Regions from separate parts of the Homo sapiens genome. Here all the other regions are linked to region 2. A link is an interaction called in ENCODE POLR2A ChIA-PET data of the cell type or tissue named here. Cell type or tissue: MCF 10A. All regions are shown on one strand. Region 1 overlaps PDZD2 (PDZ domain containing 2). Region 2 holds the start of MIR4279 (microRNA 4279). Region 3 holds the start of LOC124900953 (a long non-coding RNA gene). Region 4 overlaps PDZD2 (PDZ domain containing 2). Region 5 overlaps PDZD2 (PDZ domain containing 2).

Region 1 (4,000 bases), 120 kb after region 2:
GTTTGGTGAGTTGTTTTTTTTTTTTAACCCTTTGATATAAGGACATTCCAAATGTTTCAGCCCACCTTTCCTCACTGTTTTCTCAGCAAATCCGGAGTGGATTATTTGTTTTAACGGTACGCACAAAGTTGGTGAGCCCCAGCCTCACACCCTGCTCGACACCCACACACATGAGCAGATCCGCCTCCCCGAACTTCAATACCAGTGGGGGAGCCTCAGCGGGAGGTTCCGATGAAGGCAGTTCTTCATCCCTGGGTCGGAAGACCCCTGGGCCCAAGGACAGGATCGTCATGGAAGTAACACTCAACAAAGGTGATAGCAGCTATTCCTTACCTTTGTCTCATTTCTTGAATAACATTTTGGAATCTGTTGTTAGCTTAATTCTTCCTTGTTGTTCTATGAATTATTCCTTTGGTACAATCTTCTATCAACAACACGTGGTCTCTGCATGGGACAGTGAGGTCAGGTAGAGAGATGTTAGTCACTTTAGTCAAAGTGAAGGGAAGTTACCAGTAGCATGGAGCTCTCTAAGCTCTCCCCATGAATCACTGTGGGTCAGAGGCTTGTGTTTAAAAAAAAAAAAAAAAAAATCACTGGCCAGGCACAGTGGCTCATGTCTGTAATCCTAGCACTTTGGGAAGCCGAGGCAGGTAGATCACCTGAGGTCAGGAGTTTGAGACCAGCCTCCCCAACATGGCGAAACCCCGTTTCTACTAAAAATAAAAAAAAAAAATTAGCTGGGCGTGGTGGCAAGCGCCTGTAATCCCAGCTACTCGGGAGGCTGAGGCAAGACAATCGCTCGAACCCGGGAGGCAGAGGTTGCAGTGAGCCGAGATCGTGCCACTGCACTCTAGCCTGGGCAACAAGAGCAAAACTCCGTCTCAAAAAAAAAAAAAAAAAAATTCACCGGTGAGCTTAAGTCTGGGGCTAATATAAAATTTTAAAGAACAAAAGATTATAGTTAAGTGTACAGTTAACACTAGTAACTAGAATTCATGCGTGATCACCAAATCTTACTGCTTTTCATCCCTGTTTCTTTTTCCTCCCCACCTACTCTAGAAACATGATGGAAGATTAAACAACCAAGAGATTATGTGTTAAAAAGAAAAGCAAAAGAAAGCTTGAGTTTGTGTACCTAGAATAAAAACGTTACTTATAGCCTGCCTATTTCTAAAAACAGATGTGAGGAGGTTAGTTAGACTAAGCAGAGAGTTGACCGTCGGATAATTCAGTCCGTAACTAGCTCCCAGGTTAGCCATGGGCTCATTCTATTAACAGCAGTGGCAAGTGTTGACAAGGAAAAGCTGGATTTACATTCTGAGTCTGGACCAGAAATAAATGGTTATTGGTCTGAATAGATATTAATTCTGTTTCAAATCAGTTACACATTTTTTCTAGTGATTGTGTAATTTTTGTTTTTATTTTCTTTGAATGGTGCCTCTCACAGAGCCAAGAGTTGGATTAGGCATTGGTGCCTGCTGCTTGGCTCTGGAAAACAGTCCTCCTGGCATCTACATTCACAGCCTTGCTCCAGGATCAGTGGCCAAGATGGAGAGCAACCTGAGGTTTGTTGTTTGCCTGATAGTGTAAGGTTCTGGAGTGTTCATAAATATGAAATATACACGTGTGATATTTGTTCTATTACTTCCCTTTGAGGGATGTTGAAGCTTTGAATTCTTTCCAAGAACGTAGCCAAGACTACAATTAATAGCATCTCCAAAAATGTAAATGTTAATATAAATGAAATTTGGTTGAATTTGAGAACTCTAGATCTTGGCTTCCCTGCTTATTTTGTTCTATTTGGTCTCAGAAGTCCAGTTTCAGAAACTTGACAAGATACAACTCTATACAGATATCTATGATTAGCTCAATATTTTCTTTCATTTTATATTCACATATATAAAATTCATATGAAATACTGGAACTGCTGAAATGGTTCAGAATCACTTGATGCCAAACAGTCCTGAAATTGTGCCCTTGAATAGGAGGCATTTCTTATTAAGTATTCTCTCAAACTTTTCCTGTCATTTTCATTCCTTGTTGAATGGCCATGTCTAGGTGTCTACTTACTGAAGTCACTGAGTGTCTGATTTCTTAATCCAGATAGTTGAGTTGTAACATGGGCGTTCTGTTTACACAAGAAATATCTAGGTGTTCTATTATATAGAAATTGCAGTGAGTCAGTGCCCACCTAAACGTCACAAGAATGTACGTGTATTGCACAAAGCACCCTGTGCTAACAGTTTCATCTTTCTGCCCTGTAAACTTCCAAGTCCTTTAGTGGTTAAGGGATTGTCAAAATGGCATTCATTGAGGTTGCCATTTTGGGGCCCTGTTAATAGCTTATATTATGTTTTTAGTTAATCATTAGAGTAAATTTCCATATGAAAAAAAATTTAGCAAATCATCCAAAGTACATTAAAGAAAATATACTTTTAGAACCCAAGGAAAAAAATCCTTTAATGACATCCCAAGATGATGTTTCTTTCTTGAATGATTCCATATGTCTGGAGCCTGCCAAATGAACATTCTTCAAATCCCATATAAAGAGTCTTTGTTCTCTCCTACTGACTTCTCTCCCTGTAATTTCCAGTCAAAATGGGCAACTTGTCCCCAATTTCTCATTTGTTCAAATTTGAAACGTTTTTACAAATTGTTGGGTAACCTTTGAGCCTCAGCTATTTCCTCCTTAAGTTATATTATAATAATCATTTCAAGATGGTAGGAAGAGAGAACTGCTGGTGGTCGAGGGGTTCTGTCATGTGATGGTTGACAGTCAGACGGACCCGAGTTAGTTCAACAGTGTGTGACATCTGGGTGACCCCTCTGAGCCTGTGTTCCTATCTGCACAATGGGAATAATTTTACTTACTCAAAGCTTTGTTATACAGCATGCTTTGTACAGTGCCTGGCATATAGTATATGCTCAAAATATGGTAGGTTTCATCATTGTCCTTATTATCAATTTTATTTGACTTTGCTGTTTCTGAAAATGCCAGTAAATATGCATAATGACCTTTGCCCACTTAAAATCGAATGTGTTTTTATGAATGTGTTGCATTTTTACATGTATGCCAACGGGAAAAGATATGAGCTTCTTTAAAGTATTCAGAAAAGATTTCATATTATAAACCTCTCCTAGCAAGAAGGCTATTTTAGCTTTAAGAAGCTGGCTGCTAACACAGAGTGTGGATTCTGTTGCCCTCCCTAGCCGCGGGGATCAAATCCTGGAAGTGAACTCCGTCAACGTCCGCCATGCTGCTTTAAGCAAAGTCCACGCCATCTTGAGTAAATGCCCTCCAGGACCCGTTCGCCTTGTCATCGGCCGGCACCCTAATCCAAAGGTGAGGTGGTCCACCCTCTTCTGAACGTGGGAAGATGATACACCTTCCTAGGATATCGTATACTCTTTGGTGAGATGGTTTTCCCAGCTGGGGATAGGCAGGCAACCTACGGGTGGTTCATGTGGGAAATGAATCTCTAATCTGGACTTTGTCTTCACAGTCTTAGAAAATCTTACTAGAACATTTTGACAATGTTATCTGGTAAATTTGAAACTTGTCTGGTGGGAGGTAAGAATGCTGTGTTCTGAGTACTGGCTTTTTGAGCTCTGGTGAGATACTTAACCTCTTTGGGTTTTTGCAACAACAGAATCTGCAAGCCTTGGACTGGACGATCTCTATGACCCTGTCAGTTTCAAGATAAGAAGGCTTTTCTTACCACATCTTTTGTTGGGCCATATGTTGGGAATTCTCTCATCTTTAAGTTTAATGTTGAATGATTAATTTATTTTTAAAACAGTTTCAGTGAATTTTAAACTTTGTTCAATTAAGAAATGAGGGCCAGGCTTGATGACTCACACTGGTAATCCTAGCACTTTGGGAGGCCGAAGCAGGAGGATCACTTGAGCTCAGAAGTTTGAAACCAGCCTGGGCAACATAGTGAGACTTCATCTTTATTTTTTTTAAATAAGAAATAAAAAGAAATGAGAAAGTGTCAAG
Region 2 (4,000 bases):
TCAACTTTCAGGCCTCTTGAATGCACACAAAAAATGTGGACTTGCCTGGGGCTCCCTGCTGGTGTTTGGAGACTAGGAACTAATCCTCCCATTAGTTCTTTCTCTGCCGCACCAGGGAAACATCATATATACTAGTGACTTTCTGTCTTCTTTATCTCATCAGTAAAAGGCGGATCCTGTTTTTGTTTTCAAGAATGTGTTAGGGTATTGGGATGGCTAGAATCCATTTGGAGCACATGAGAAAATGTATAGCATTTTCTGTTTAGGAGACATTTGAACCATCTAATTAAAAAAAAAAAAAAAAAAAGACTTAAGTCCGGATACTAGACCACCAGTTTTTTAATACATGGAAAATTTAGAAGCAATTTCAAAAATGTCTCACTGTGACTGGAACTAGGTTATGTCAATACAAGGCTCCTAGGGGAAAAATTTATACTGGATAAAACTCTAAAATAAATGAATATACTAAAAAACACCAAAAATCTGGCCAGCAGTGGTGGCTCACACCTGTAATCCCAGAACTTTGGGAGGCCGAGATGGGCAGATCACTTGAGACCAGGAGTTTGAGACCAGCTTGACCAACATGGTGAAACCCCATCTCTACTAAAAATACAAAAAATATCTGGGCATGGTGGCGGGCGCCTGTAATCCCAGCTACTCCAGGAGGTTGAGGCAGGAGAATCTCTTGAACCCGGAAGATGGAGGTTGCAGTGGGCCGAGATTACTCCACTGCACTCCCACCTGGGCAACAGAGCCAGACCCTGTCTCAAAAAAAAAAAAAGAAAGAAAATAGAATGGCTGCAAGAAGTAAACAGAGGATGTTTGCTCCTATTTTGTTCCTTACAAGTATAGCTAACAAAGGACCTTGTGAGTATTGGAATAATAAAATGTCATTCCCATTTAAGTTGCACATGTACATTTTTATACCTGCACCAAAGGTTTTTGGAATCTTTGTCTCTGGCTGTTGGATCATGAAAGACCCCTTTGGCTTCAGCTGTAAAACAAGGCAAATTTTACCCATAATAGAAACTACTATATATGTGTGTTGGTTTAGGGAAGCCTATTTTTTAACATTCTATTTCCTGATAAAACCTTAGAAAAATCATATTGTGTTTAAAAGTTGAGGATTTTTTCAGCAACTCAAGGGCTGACTGATAATTTCTGGTTTTGCTAGTACTTGTCTACAATGGAAGTTGGAAGCTTAGTCGGAGTAGAAAAGTTGTAAATTTGGTGTCATCAAGACAAATGGCTTTTATTTCCCAACAGACTTCTTTATAAAATAATTTAACCCCTTGATTTTTGTTTGCATTTGGATGCAATTTAAAAAAAAATCTGGCCCTTTAATAAGTGCAAGACAGATTAAATGTATTGTGAAATATCAGGTCACTGAGTGGAAAGTTTCTTCACTGATCATCCTAGCTTCACATTTTTAGTTATGTGAAGTACACATTTTGATAGTATTTTGGTTTTCTCCTGCCTGAAATCTTCAGTCCTCCTCCCTGGCAGTCTGTAGAATGAAGCAGCTGTGGTCCGTGGCCAAGTGTGCGTCCTTTGGTGATGGAAGAGCTGATCTGCAGATACCTGCAGGAGGAAGCCATGCATGATGTCTGCTGGGATATGATTTCCCCCCATACTCCTGGAAAATTAGAACCGTTTATAGCAGCCTGGTTCCAATACACTGGCAGGGCAAGGATTGGCTCCTTCTCTTACAAACACAGCGTGGCTGGATGCATTCATAAATGAAAAATGATCTGAGTGCTGTGGGTGGGTGGGGCTCTGGAGCTCAGGAGGTGAAGCCGGGAGGAGAGAGAGAGAATCTGCTCCTCAGCTCCACAGAGCATGGGGAGCTGGCAGGAAGTTGGAGCACGCATGGCGCAGCTTGTATTTTTGTTGATAGTTAATAACCCAGGACTTTAAAGACCTGAATGGAGAAGGGAAGTGAAGCACAACCAACTTTGGAGTCTGTCCCATTCCAGAGGCTGCTGAAGCACAGCAGAGCACGCTCACCTGACCAGCTCATAAAGCAGGTAGGACGGGAGACCTGAGTGGTGAAGAGAATCACATTTTCTCTCTGAACACAACTTACAGGTCTTCCAAGGGTTTATTATTTTTTAATTATATGAGAGATGAGCAGGTAATAATAACATAAAAGACTCAGCTTGAATTGTGCTGATATCTGCCCAAGCAAGAGTTCTCTCAGTTACTAGTGTGATGACCAAATGACAGTTTTATTCTGAGAGTTGCTTTAAAAAAAAAAAAAGAAAAAAAGCATGCAGCATTGAAGCTTTTTTAATTTAAACTCATTTAAAAATTGGCAGATGATAAATGAACTGCAGACACTGTGTTTTAGAACAAATACTTTGAAGGGAGTCAACCAGAAACCGATTTTCAGGCTTGACTGTGGCTCCATTTTCATATTTCAGAGCCAACGAGGTGCTCACTAATTTTTGCTGGCTTTTGTAAGAAAGGAGGTGGATGTATAACAGCTGTGAAATATCCAGAAATTGACTGGGATCCAGAGTGAAGCCCGAATGCACTAATGTTTTCTCCATTAAGGCAGGCTGCCTCTGCTCGGCTTCTAAGTCAAGGGATTGGAAAGCAGTGTGAAAGTGAAGTGTGAATCCTGAATATTTGTCATGGAGTGGGGGGAGTGCAGAGGGTTGGAAACTGTCACAGTGACGTTTCACACTCAGAAGTAGAAAATAAATGGGGAGGACCATGGGTGGCAGCCACATGCAAGGATAATTTTAAAACTGATTTTTGATTCCCATGATTGTAGCCGAGTCTCAGGGTGTTCCTTCCGTTGTCAAGGTTTGGGGCTTGTGATAAGAGAAGTAGAACAGAATAAAGATCATCTCCAGCCCCAGGTTCTGAATCATTTCTAGGCCTTGCTTCTCCTGGGCACTGGGATGATCTGACATGTTTTCCCTCACTAATGAAGTGGCCAGGGTGTTGGGGGATTGGGCTAACATGGAGGAGGTTGGATAGAAATGGTGCGTGTGGTCAGCCTGAGAAGAACGTCAGAGGTAGGTGGAGAATTTTGTTTCGGTAGAATAGCCCAGCCTGAATCCTGGAACTGTTTGCGTTGAGGTTTGGAGAATGCCCCGTAGCCACAGGGGTGTGTCTGAAAAGGCAAAATTGGGAGCTGCTTGGGTTACTGCTTACTGCCTGGCTGGCATCCTCATGCTGTGGTCATCCTCATGCCGTGGTGGCCACGTTTTGTGGCTTTGCATTTTAGTCCTGGAGGGCTGGGGGATGGCTGTGTTTAGTCAAGCAAGCCCACACATCATTGCTAGTCTCTCTTTCCGTGTGATTTCTCAGCATTACACAGCTAGCCTTCTATGGGAGGAGGAACGGCACCTCCTGTGGTCTTTTAGAAAACTTTTTCACCCCATGTTCCTACCGTCGCCACCCCAACTCTTGTCCTTTCTTGCCTACTGTTCACCTGTTGTGTGTGTCCCCTTTGTCTCCCATCCTTCAGACTGATCTGTCCCAGGTGCTATCTGCAGTGACTTAGAAGCTGTGTTGGGGACAGGTTCCTTCCCAGGGTTCCTGCTGGAAGCGGTGTTCAGCAAGCTATGGCCCTTAGGCAAATCCAGACTGCCCTAGCCTGTTTTTGTATGGCCTGGGAGCTAAGAATGTGTTTTATGTTTTGAAGAGTTGAAGAAACAAAGAAGAATATAGGACAGAGATAGTGACCCACAAAGCCTATCCGATCTTTAGAAAAAAACATTTGCTGGTTTGCTGGTTGGTCTGTTGATTTCCGCCCCCATTTAGAGACAGAGTTTCACTCTGTTGGCCAGATTGGTGTCAAACTTTTGACCTCAAGTGATCTGCCCACCTCGGCCTCCCAAAGTGCTAGGATTACAGGTGTGAGCCACTGCTCCCAGCACTCCACCTTGACCTGTTGATTTTTTAATATCATTGGTGAATAATGTGATCAGTGGGTTGATGCAGCAAGTTAAGCCCTCAGCAATTTGAATGGGCTCTTGTTTGGGAA
Region 3 (4,000 bases), 82 kb before region 2:
GTTCAAGCTATTCTCTTTCCTCAGCCTCCCAAGTAGAGTAGCTGGGACCACAGGCGCGTGCCATCACGCCTGGCTGATTTTTGTATTTTTAATAGAGATGGGGTTTCACCATGTTGGCCAGGCTGCTCTCAAACTTCTGACCTCAAGTGATCCAACTACCTTGGCCTCCCAAAGTGCTAGGATTACAGGCATGAGCCACCACGTGCCTGGACTTTATTATGTATTTATTTTATGTTTTTGAGTTGGAGTCTCACTCTGTAGCCCAGGCTGGAGTGCAGTGATGGGATCTCGGCTCACTGCAACCTCTGCCTTCCGGGTTTAAGCAATTCTCCTGCCTCAGCCTCCCAAGTAGCTGGGATTACAGGTGCCCACCACCACACTCAGCTAATTTTTGTATTTTTAGCAGAGATGGGGTTTCACCATGTTGGTCAGGCTGGTCTCGAACTCCTGACCAAAAGTGATCCACCCACCTCGACCTCCCAAAGTGTTGGGATTACAGGCGTGAGCCACTGCGCCTGGCCCATACATTTACTTTAAACAGCATTGATGTACACATCATCAATTATGTACCTGGATTGAAGGAGTGGAGAAAGAAGCTAAAACATTGGGAAACTGTTGTGGAAAAAACACTCAGAAAGGAAGCAAAGGAGCACTTCTCAAATTATTATTAGAAAATTATTCAATTTGAACTTAATTCCCATAAAACTTATAGGATGCTAATGAAAGACTACCACTTCCTGGCAGAAGAGTGGGAAAAGGGAAGGGGGTGGAGCCAGCATTCACTGAGACCCTTATAATATGTGTAAGCCAGACACTTTGTGTTAGAGAATTCTAATACCCTTGGTTTTTTCTGAAATCATCAGCCTAATTTGCTTTGACCCAGGAATTGCGATGTTTGGAGGACTGGTCTACAAAGCTTGTTCTCACTGGGCACATGTAGTGTTCTCCTAAACTCCATGAGGTATTGTTGGTTGCAGTACCCAAAACTTCTTGAAATAAATCTTATCCTGGGGTTCTGTTTCCTTTTGGTTCTTCCGAAGGAGGAATACCATGACCTGACACTCCTTGCCTGTTTCTGGGTTGGCTGTTGTGCCCACCTGAATGAAGCAACTAGGGGTAATTCCAGGACTGGTAATGATGATAATTATTTACTATGTGCTCTGGGGCTGCTTCTGAGAGTGGGCAGATTTCCAGCCCAGGCTTGACATGGGTTGGCCCCTCCTGGGCTTTAATTACCCATTCCGGTGGCAGTAATGGTACTGGAATTGAAGCTTTCTTTTGCCTCCTCCATTATAATTAATTGCTTCGAATTCCACCAGATCTGTCCGTTGCAAAGCTCATTTACTTTTAGGGGCTGCTGGATGCCCACAACCAGAGCTTAGAGCCAGAGGGGTGGAGTGGGACTGGGGTGTGACTTAACCTGAACCCCAAGGAGTGGAGTGTGTGCCTGCCTGTGCAAGTCCCGGGAGGGAGGCCCAGGGCTTGAGTGAGTTTGTTTGCACTGAGATTGGTGCCATCAACCTCAGGAGCTCTCCATTCCTCTAGCTCAGGTCCCTGGGAGCTCCACCCTGGGTGCCTTTTGAAGCCAGGTGAAATGTGTTTTGAGCAGACGTTCCATAAAGGCTTGAGGTTTGGCACCAGTGACGCTTTTACTTTTCAACAAGTGTCAGGAGTGGAAAAATGGAAGAGAATACAGCTGAAGTTTTGAAAAGCAATGAAATGTGGGGTGACTCCCCCTCCCGCTGCCAGCCCCCCTCCCCTGCTTTAAGAAAAGCAAACACTCTTTTCCTGTCTTATTTGTGTTCCCATTAATTTAAGACAGGAAGCCTCAGTGGGTGTGATGTAAACAATTCGGCCTCGTGGGTCGGGCTTCCTCATCAGTTTGCAGCTGGAGCGATGGCTGCAGGGCCCAGGCCCACTCAGGCCTCCTGGGGGAGGGCTTGTTGACTGAACCCCACAGAAGGTGGGAGGGGTAGGGGAGCGGGAGAAGGTATAAAGGAAATGCTTCAGTCGTGCAGTCACCGGCGATTGTAATTCAGCGGTGTTAACTTTGGTTACTCCAGCCGAAAGGCTCTGACCGGGGATTTCTGGAAAGTTCCCTGACATCCTGCCCCATACGATGGTTGTGATTTTAGCTGGGGGCTCCACCCCTGTAAGAACTCAGGCTGCCGCGGATTATGAAACGGAGTGGTCATGAAGTGAATTGATGTGGGAAGGTGGAGCTTCTTGCAATGGCTCGGAGGGAGAACTTTTGGTGCAAACGAGGGTCTAGGGTAGGGCGCTTTTTCCTCTAACCTGCTCCAGGTTTGCCCCAGGAAGCTCCTGAGCCCTCGGTGTAAACAAAGGTGTCTGGATGAGAAGCCCCAAACTCCCTGAAATCCTCCCCAGGGCGGTTTCCTTTTCCCGGCGAGGGGAGTGACCGGGGAGGGGATCTTGGAATGCCGTGGGGTTTTGACAAGTGAGCAGGGGAGTGGCGAGCCGAGTTTAGGATTGCATTACAGGCTTTTCCTAACCTCCTCCACCGCGGCGCGGAGGGAGGAGGGGGGGGTCCTCCCACAGACCTGGAGCCGGCGGAGAGCAGCCTTCGGGAAGTCCTGCAGGAGCCGCGTTCCAGGAGGGCAGCTGGCAGCCGCCCCAGGCCCCCGGGCCGCCTGCAGGTGATTAGGCTAATGAGCTGCCCCGGGGGCGCGGAGACCGGCCTGGCGAGCGGATTACCCGGCGCCCAGCTGCTGCCGGCGGAGACTCCCAGGAGCTCCGGAGAGGAACCCTCCGAAGGTGACTTCAGAACTGGAGGTAGGAAATCGGCTTCTCAGGCGAAAGCCTCAGGTTTTCTGATCTGATCCAGGTCGGGTGCAGACTGGGGCTGAATCCACAAATGTGGAGATTTAGCCACAGCCTCGGAGGCGCGGAGCGGCCACCTAAGCGTCTGCCCTTCTCGTCTCCCGGATCACTGGGGTGTGTTGTTTTTAAAGTGGGGGATTTGCGTGTTGAGAGACGGTTTGTGTTCCTCGGGAGGAGTAAGTGACTTGGAGCTGGTTTGTCAATGGCTGGACGGAAGGAGGCGCCCCGGCTGTGTGTGACGGGCAGGGAAGGGGTGCCCAGAGGGGACAGGTAATAGGGGGTTCCGGAGCCACGGCGGTTTCAGAACCTTGGGGCCTGTGCCGTTGAAGCCCCGGTAGGGGCGGGGGGCATGGCAGCAGCCCGGGAAATCTGTCATACTGTCCCCCATCCCTCGCTAGCAGCAGAATGACTGAGACGGAGCAAAGCTGCTTTCTCTACCCGCGGGAACTGTGGATGATTTCACAAGAAGTCGTGATGGCATTTGGAGACAGATCTTTGCCCCCAAATTACTAAACAGCCTGCTTGGACAACAGCCCCACCACTGATTCCCAAAATGTTTTGATCATAGGATCCACAAATCAAAGATATTTAAAGATGCAGGATGTTTGGAAAGAGAATGGCATTTTCTGTCCTGTAGCTCCTCTCTACTAGGTAGTTGATAAACACCAGAAGTGAAATGAAGTCAGTCTTGTCTCATGAGATGGAGGGAAAGAAGGCGGTAACTACAGCTGTCATCCTGGGAACCATGTCTGGGAGAAAAAGACTGTGAATGTAAACAGTAAACAAATGCTTTTCATAGAAATAGGCCAGGCTGAGTTTGGTATCATAAGGGGATATAATAAACTCTAAATAATATAGACATATCTTTAAATACATACAAAATAATATTTTCAGAGTTTGCACTCTTACACTGTTTTGTAACTCTCAATTCAACTTTGCAGGTGAATTGCAAGGGCCTCATCTCGTCCCCAGCTGCTAATCTGGCCATTGAATGCTAACCTGTAGGCCTCCGTGGCTCCTTTTGCTGAGATGTTAATGGAGTTGAGAGGATACGGGACCCACCCACAGTTAATCCAGGATCTTCAGTCAAACCCAAGGCCCCTGGGTGCAGCTGCAGGACTCACAGACAGGATGGCCTCTGGGGAAAGAGGCCTGTGTC
Region 4 (4,000 bases), 92 kb after region 2:
GTTTAAAGCATATCATAGTCCTACTTCCAGAAATACATCCAATGCAATGAACCTGGTAGCCAACACTGCTGAGAAATGACCCAAGGGTCTACCTTGAGTAGCCAGCCCCCAAATCCAAAGAATAGCTCCAGACCCCATAGTTTTCTCACCCACTAGGTCATGGGACCATGGCAAGAGTGAGAGAGTTCCACTTCCCAGAGGATGCCTGTTATTACCTTACCTCAATTTGAAATCTGTACTAAGGTTGAACACATGCATTCTCCTCCTTGACCTCCACATCCCCTGTTGTTTCCTTTTTTTGTTGTTTTTGTTTTTTGTTTTTGTTTTGAGACAGAGTCTCGCTCTGTCGCCCAGGCTGGAGTGCAGTGGCACGATCTCGGCTCACTGCAGTCTCTGCCTCCCGGGCTCAAGCAATTCTCCTGCCTCAGCCTCCTGAGTAACTGGGATTACAGGTGTGTGCCACCACGCCCGGCTGATTTTTTGTACTTTTAGTAGAGACGGGGTTTCACCATGTTGGCCAGGCTGGTCTTGAACTCCTGACCTCAGGTGCTCCACCCGCCTCGGCCTCCCAAAGTGCTGGAATTACAGGCGTGAGCCACCATGCCTGGCCCCCCTGTTATTTTCAAAGAGCTGAGAGTTACTAGAGGACACTAGCCTCTCTTGGGAACATGACACATACAAACCCACTGCAAGAGGGTCAGTTACAAGCTAATGACTGATTACATTCCTGTGCCCTTAAAGGTGATTACCTCAACTTTCTAAGGAACCAAGAGATCTCTTTAAATTTCAACGCATAAAAATAATCACTCTCAATGTGTGTTAAGCCCATTCAAATTGTTTGGGGGTGATGAATGGGAGGAAGCTGGAAATGGGCTTAGCTAGAACAAGGGCAGTATTAATTCATTTGCGGAGCCACAGCCTGAGCGTCGCAGTGGGCATCAGTTGCGGCTCCCCCCACTCCCAGCTGCATCTGACAACCTCTGATCTATGCACACATGCCCGGCGTGTACCAGAGCACGCCCAGGGTTGACGAGTTTGACTTTGTGGTGTTGCTGTTTTCCTCTTTAGTTCTGAGTTACTCTCTTGATTGGAAAGCAGCGGGTCGAGTGTAGCAGTAGATTCCTGTTTTAATTTCTACACGTAACTTGCAGGCTTCTTGCTACTTTGTGCTGATTTATTGTTGTCCTGATTCCCATTTTCTGAATGGTTATTCATTCCCAGCCCAGGCCTCTCTGATGACCATCTGGTTCTCCTTCGGTCACTCAAACATCTGCCCCAGAGACTTGGAAAATGAGCTTCCTTTGGCAACCTAAAAATAATCTTAGTGTGACTGAAGCCTGAAAGGGAAATCGCTGCGTTCCACTGTCCTATGGACACTGACCGGGGAATGAGCCAACAGAGCTTCCTGGGGATTTGGAGCTTAGATGTCTTCTGTCACATCTGCAGATTTTTTCTTTTTTTTTCAAGTCTTGGGAACCATAAAAACATGGTGAGAACTGGGTGCAACCAGTCCTGAAGTTTTCTTTGGGACTAGGCAAGCTTGCACAAAGGAAACAGCTGGAGATAAAAGCCACGCTTTGCATGGTTTGTTCGTAAGGCTGCAAGAGCTGGCTGAGAAAGACAGCGGATACTCAGGATTGCGACATGCTATTAGTCACAGTGTGTTCCAGGAGAGCTCACAAATGCTTTGAAACAGTTACAGGATATTTCTAAGGATATTTAGCTTGGACCTAAGAGGCCTGTCTCATGGGCAATGATGGTTTGCCCCCCACCCCTAGAAGACGAAATTTGCCAGAAACTAAAACTCAGTCCCTGTGGTATTTCTCATCCAAAATTATTTCTAGCCACATTGTCTAGTGCAACTTTTCAGAGGTTCTGCAATGATATAAAATGTCAACATAATAATGTTCAAATAAATTAAATGCCCTTGTAGGTCATAATCCAAAGATCTTAAAATCTAAAGTAATTAACATCTCAACTTAAATTTCCTTGACTTTTTGTGTTTAAAAAAAACCAAAGCCCTTAATGGCCTCCTTTGATCTCTCCTATTTCTTATTTTGCTCCTTCTATTTTTTTTTTTTGTTTTTTTTGTTTTTTTTTTTTTTTGAGACAGAGTCTCGCTCTTGTTGCCCAGGCTGGAGTGCAGTGGCACAACCTTGGCTCACTGCAACCTCTGCCTCCCGGATTCAAGGAATTCTCCTGCCTTAGCCTCCCGAGTAGCTGGGATTATAGACATGTGCCACCACACCCAGCTAATTTTTGTATTTTTAGTAGAGACGGGGTTTCACCAGGTTGGCCAGGCTGGTCTGGAACTCCTGACCTCAAGTGATCCGCCTGCCTTGGCCTCCCAAATTGCTGGGATTGCAGGCGTGAGTCACCGCGCCCAGCCATTATTTTGCTCATTCTTAGTTAAGGAGATCCTTGGTGCTGGATGCTGGAAAAAGATTGTGTTTTTCAGCATCTGCAGCCTGGGCTGTTTTCCACAGGAATAAATACAGTTTTTTCCAGCTCCAAGAAGACTGAATTCATTCAACAGCAAGTCTCTCATGTGCTTTACTTTTTAGTGATATGCAAATAAAAAAAAGTAAGTGGACCCTCAATAGTATCAAAACATTGTCCCCACGCCCTTAACATTTAGAAAGATGACCCAAACCCCAGTCCCTAGACAGTTGTCCTAGGCAAGATTTTGTTCTTGGGACCTTATTTAAATTTGCCAAAGGTAGTATCAAGAACTGTAAAAAAAAAAAAAAAAAAAAAAAAGCTTTTCCACTATAGTTTCATGGATGCTGGCAGGAGACTTGAGATTCCTGAGTCAGAGACAAATGACTTTTTATTACTCATGGCACAGCAACTAGATTTTAGCTTCCCTAATCCCAGTTTTTAGGATTTAACCCCAGTTTATTTAGGGCTTTATGTTCACATCATTTCCCCTTTCCCCTGCAAGTCCTGTGGCGGTGACACAGGCTCGGGGGTGTGCACATGCAGTGGATTTGCATCACAGCTGAGGATCCCTCACCATAGGCAACCTCAGTCTTTTATGATGGGCTAGAAGCAGACCTGACCAACCTTTGCACCAGAGGAAGGAACCTGTCCCTTCCTCCTGAGACACTATCTAACTTTCAAGGCTGTTCACTCTACAAACATCCCTGGAAAGACAGATAATTCCATGTAACAACAGCCTCTGTCTCTGTTTGCACGCCATGCAGAAATGCAAGAGACCCAGGGAGAATTACCTCCCAATAGGGCAGACCAGAGAGACTCAGTAATATCAAGAAAAGGCAGGTTGATGAGGAAAAGATTCTTGGCTTCTCTTAAAGATGCCAGTCAGTCTGACAGTTGTCTGGAGTTCACGACCATGAACTTAAAGCCAATTGGCAGGAATCTTCCTCCCAACTGGAGTTGGAGGGAAATCAACCCGGTCCTACTTCAAGTGCTTTCTGTGTGTATTCAGTAGCTTCTTGACTGGCATTTTCACTTTGACATAAAAGTAAAGGGCTTCATGGCGTGCTGCATTGGGTGTAGATGGTGCCTCTGATGGAGCTCTACCTTCTTAAAAGCAGGAATGTTCAGTCAGTCCTGGGCCACATTTTCCATTTCCACTGCCTCTTGGCATGGAAGTGCTTAGACTGAAGAAAGCTTCATCTCTCCTTCCACATTTGTTGAGCTGGAAAAACACCCTCCGCAGATTCATGATCCAGACCTTCTGTTGATGATTCTAGAGCTTGTGCCCCTAATGAGCTAGTAAGGGCTAATACCTCTGCCGCCTCTTCCTTGGGATTAGTTTTTTCTCAGGTTTTGAGTGTCCCAGGGATCACGTGGCATTGCTTTCTCCTACATATTTTGGGGCAGTAATTGGATATGTCTGTAGTGATTCATATCCTTCCCCTTTGGGAAAGACTTAATTGAGTTTCCTTTTTACCTGCTGCTTAAATTAGTTCCATTTCTTCTTTATAGGTTTGCATGCTGAATTTGGGTGTTTTTTAAAAAGTATTTCTACTGT
Region 5 (4,000 bases), 55 kb after region 2:
ATGCCCGAGCCCGACGTATTCCAATTACCATTTGGCTCATCGTGTCCCCAGTAGACTTTAAGAGCAAAGCCTTTGATTTTTTAAAAATGTTTTATATATTTGGGGGATGGAGGTGCAGATTTCTTCAACACATATATTACGTAGTGATGAAGTTCAGGCTTTAACGTGCCCATCACCTGAATAGTGAACATTTTTCTTGATAGATAATTTTTTAGCTCTCACCCTGCTTCCCCGTTTTCCAGTCTCCAGTGTCTGTTATTCCACTCTGCACGGACAGCCATTGTTCACCTCCCACTTATGAGTGAGAACATGGAGTATTTGACTTTGTGTCCTGAGTTATTTCACTGAAGGTAATGGCCTTTGGTTCCATCCATGTTGCTGCAAAAGACATGATTTAATTCTGTTTTATGGCTGAGGAGTATTCTGTGGTATATACCACATTTTCTTTTCTTTTTTTTTTTTTTTTTTTGAGACGAAGTCTCACTCCGTCACCCAGGCTGGAGTGCAGTGGCGCGATCTTGGCTCGCTGCAGCCTCTGCCTCCTGGGTTCAAGCAATTCTCCTGCCTCAGCCTCCCAAATAGCTGGGACTATAGGCACACGCCACCATGTCCAGCTAATTTTTTGTATTTTTAGTAGAGAGGGGGTTTTACCATGTTGGCCAGGCTGGCCTCGAGCTCCTGACCTCTAGTGATCTGCCTGCCTCGGCCTCCCAAAGTGCCGGGATTACAGGCATGAGCCACCACACCTGGCCTGGTGTATACCACATTTTCTTTATCCAGTCAGCCATTGATAGACACTTAGGTTGATTCTGTATCTTTGCTATTGTGAATAGTGCAGGGCGGGGCCTTCTTTGTCTTTGTTTCCCGTCTTAGCTCAGTGCCTTGTAGGTATTTATTAATCAAGGCCCCAAGAATACTAGTCCTGGGAGATGGGACCCTGAAGTTCCTGCCTCAGTTCTGCCATCCCCAGCACTGTGGCCTTCAGGTTGCTGCGGCCTTTCTCTGGCCTTCTGTTTTCTCACCTATAAACTGAGCATTTTGGTCTGATGACTAAGGGACTTCCAGCTCTGACATTATGCTCACCCATTTCTTACTGATCATTCTGAATAAGAAGGGGTAAGCAAACGGTTTCAGAAAAGGTTTGCAACTAGCGCCGGAGTATTTACGGCAGCAAGATTCTGGTTGGATTGTGTCTTCTCACATATGGGGCAAAGTTGCTGTTATAAAGTTTTATTTTTGGTTCCAGCAGTAATGAGGTCATTTAAATGCTGTGAGACAGCTCCCTTTAATGTACCGCTCCTGTTTTGGTAAATAAATCCCTTCGTTGGCTTCAGTGAAGGGATACATGTGTGAACTCACGCAGTAATTGGCAGTTTACAGGAAAGGGTAACACTCCAACAACATTAGTGCAGAAGTCCATAGCATCCAGTTTTTCAGGGTTTGGCTTTTTCTCAATAGGCTGACAAAGTCTTGTTGCCCTTTAAGCTAATGTAAAAGAAAACAAATGCCCAAACCATCTGTCTAGACAGGGTCTGTTGCAGAACTCGGTCTCTCCAACTGGACCAGGGTTCACACAATGAACACTGGCAAACAGACAGATCTCCCATCTGTGTGAGCTTCTTAACCTCAGTCGCAAGGACCATCATGGAACTGTAAGATTAGCGGATAAACATTCTATATTTGTTCATTCAGTGCTATTTATGGGATATTATAATGTGGTAGACACTGTTCTAATTGCTAGAGAACTAGTTGGTAAACAAGACAGACAAGGTTCTTATCTCACAGCATTTATAGCATACCACAAACAATAAATAAGCAAATCCACAAATCACAGTGTCAGAAGCTGATGAGTCAATGAAATAAAACAGGGTGAAGTGAAAGCTGGCCGGGCAGTGTCATGGGCAGGGGGCTGGTTGATGTTGGGTGTCAGAGCAGGAAGATCTCAGTAAAGAGGCGATGTTTGAGCTGAGGATTGAGTGTCAGAAAAGGGCAGCCCTGCATAATCCGGGGCAGAATGTTCCCAGGGAAGAACCAGCAAAGCATCTGCCCTCAGGCAGGAATGACAGAGTGTTCCATGAGAAAGACACTGGGCACCAGGAGATGATTCAGGAGGTGTGGGCAGGGCTGGTTACAGAGGTTCGCATATGCCACCTTGGAGTTTGAACCTTATTCTCGGTCCTGTGGGAAGTTGTTGGAGGGCTTATGCTGAGTGCATCACAGCCTATGTTTTTTAAACCTTCCCCTTGGATGTTTGATGGAGGATAATGGATTGTAGGAGGTGAAATTTAAAAGGGAGACCAAACTGGAGGCTATTGTGGTCACCCAAGCTAAAGATGCTGGTCACTTTGACGGGGGAGGTTAGGGAGAGGAGAAGGCCAAAGTCGGTGGATCTGGCATCTATTTCGGAAGTAGACTCTACAGATGGTGCTCGTGGTTCAGATGTGGGAGATTAAACAGAAGGAATCAAAGATACTTCACGGACTTTTGGCTTGTGGATCATCTTTAGCCTGAGTAGAGGATAATGCTGTTTGCATTGAGATGGGAAAGCCAGGAGTAAGAGAGGAAAAAAGTCCAGTTTTGATTGTACTAAGGTGTATATCAGATACCCAAGTGGAATTGTTAAGGAGGCAGTTGGAAATATCCTTAATATCGTTATATTTAAGTTGGCCTGTTAGATTTTGGCCAGTACAAGTTTTAGCCTAGTAAATATCAGACACTGATTTATTTTTTACTGAACGTTGCTGTAGGCAAATACCTTTAAAACTGACAATTGTGGGCCCGGCACGGTGGCTCACGCCTGTAATCTCAGCACTTTGGGAGGCCGAGGTGGGCAGATCACCAGTGGTCAGGAGTTCAAGACCAGCCTGGCCAATATGGTGAAACCTTGTCTCTGCTAATAATACAAAAATTAGCTGAGTGGATGTGGTGGTGTGCACCTGTAATCCCAGCTACTCGGGAGGCTGAGGCAGGAGAATCACTTGAACCCAGGAGGCAGAGGTTGCAGTGAGCCAAGATTGTGCCATTGCACTTCAGCCTAGGTGACAGAGTGAGACCCTGTCTCGAAAGAAAAAAACAAAACAACAACAAAAAAAACTGCTAACATTTACTTCTTGTTGCTTGTGTCTTCCTTTGTAGTCCTCTGAACTCCCTTCATTAGATGATCAGAAATTCCAAGGTGAGGAAACTTGCATTAATTTCTTTGGACACTCCCCTCCTATCTCCTACTTTCAATTAAAAAAAAATTATGTTATCGGATAAAAGTGAAAAAGAAGGTCTGTTTCTTGAGTAGTGTAGTTGGGGGCTGTATTACAGATTAGTGATTTCTGCCCTCTGAAGCCAGTTTTATTTGTTAAGTGTTTTGCATGACTTTATTTTTAACGAGTTTTGTGGTTTGGGGCTGGGGGCAGGCAAGTGGAGTGGAAATGTGGGTGCTCTTGATGGAAAGTGTCTTGAACTCTTCTGTCAGTATATATATATATACATTTGAGCTGATATTGTATTCCCATGAACATCGTTTTGCATGTTTCTTGTCACATGTCCTACTTCTAAAAGTATTTAAAAATTAGAAAGGAATGTACCTAGTATTGTCACATCCTTTGTTAACCATACTTACATGTTTTGTTTAACAAAGAGGAGGGGAAAAGGAGAAAAGAATGGTGGTGTAAACTAGTAAGGGGGATGGATAGGTTTTTACTAATTTGCGCTAAAACCCAAATAGATTTTCTTATTTCTGGACTCTAAGAATGGTCCTTGTTGCTCTTGGGAAAGAGGTTCACAGCTTTTCTGTCCTGGGGGAGGAAGAAACACTCATCTTCTAGACCCCAGCAGCCAGAGCATATCTTCCACGGAAAAAAACAGCCAGCATCCTTCTCTCAAGTGTGCCTCTTCCATGGAAAAAAAAAAAAAAAGCCACCATCCTACTCTCGCGTGTGCCGTGAGGCCGCCACAGGGCTGCTCCCTATGCTGGCGTGGGAGGCCCAGAAAGCCAGGACAACATCCA

The links. Peaks named below come from ENCODE experiments on the same cell type or tissue, not always from the same donor. Only the 100,000 strongest peaks of a DNase experiment are listed, where the experiment ranks them.
Region 1: POLR2A ChIA-PET joins it to region 2 with 17 read pairs; 3 of 35 experiments call an interaction of 5 or more read pairs at or near these places.
Region 3: POLR2A ChIA-PET joins it to region 2 with 29 read pairs; 3 of 35 experiments call an interaction of 5 or more read pairs at or near these places.
Region 4: POLR2A ChIA-PET joins it to region 2 with 53 read pairs; 3 of 35 experiments call an interaction of 5 or more read pairs at or near these places.
Region 5: POLR2A ChIA-PET joins it to region 2 with 12 read pairs; 5 of 35 experiments call an interaction of 5 or more read pairs at or near these places.

The regions. Positions count from the first base shown.
Region 1 is chr5:32,057,792-32,061,791 of GRCh38, forward strand. It overlaps PDZD2 (PDZ domain containing 2), which reads left to right. Exons shown (of 25, transcript NM_178140.4): 12 at 87-312; 13 at 1,448-1,565; 14 at 3,211-3,343. Among named protein-coding and RNA genes, the nearest start is that of GOLPH3, 110 kb to the right of the region's middle. In MCF 10A, no CTCF peak of the experiment used is centred here; a DNase peak (open chromatin) is centred at 2,190.
Region 2 is chr5:31,934,320-31,938,319 of GRCh38, forward strand. The region is part of intron 2 of PDZD2 (PDZ domain containing 2); the gene reads left to right. MIR4279 (microRNA 4279) reads right to left here and starts at 1,840; the gene lies at 1,783-1,840. In MCF 10A, no CTCF peak of the experiment used is centred here; DNase peaks (open chromatin) are centred at 1,762 and 3,042.
Region 3 is chr5:31,852,376-31,856,375 of GRCh38, forward strand. The region is part of intron 2 of PDZD2 (PDZ domain containing 2); the gene reads left to right. LOC124900953 (a long non-coding RNA gene) reads left to right here and starts at 2,481. Exons shown (of 2, transcript XR_007058717.1): 1 at 2,481-2,793; 2 at 3,783-4,000. RefSeq lists enhancers at 955-1,628, 1,629-2,301. In MCF 10A, a CTCF peak has its summit at 3,097 (motif pointing right); a DNase peak (open chromatin) is centred at 2,486.
Region 4 is chr5:32,026,594-32,030,593 of GRCh38, forward strand. The region is part of intron 6 of PDZD2 (PDZ domain containing 2); the gene reads left to right. Among named protein-coding and RNA genes, the nearest start is that of MIR4279, 92 kb to the left of the region's middle. RefSeq lists an enhancer at 440-941. In MCF 10A, no CTCF peak of the experiment used is centred here; DNase peaks (open chromatin) are centred at 1,598, 2,410, 2,888 and 3,818.
Region 5 is chr5:31,988,972-31,992,971 of GRCh38, forward strand. All of the region lies in intron 3 of PDZD2 (PDZ domain containing 2), which reads left to right. Among named protein-coding and RNA genes, the nearest start is that of MIR4279, 55 kb to the left of the region's middle. In MCF 10A, no CTCF peak of the experiment used is centred here; a DNase peak (open chromatin) is centred at 2,060.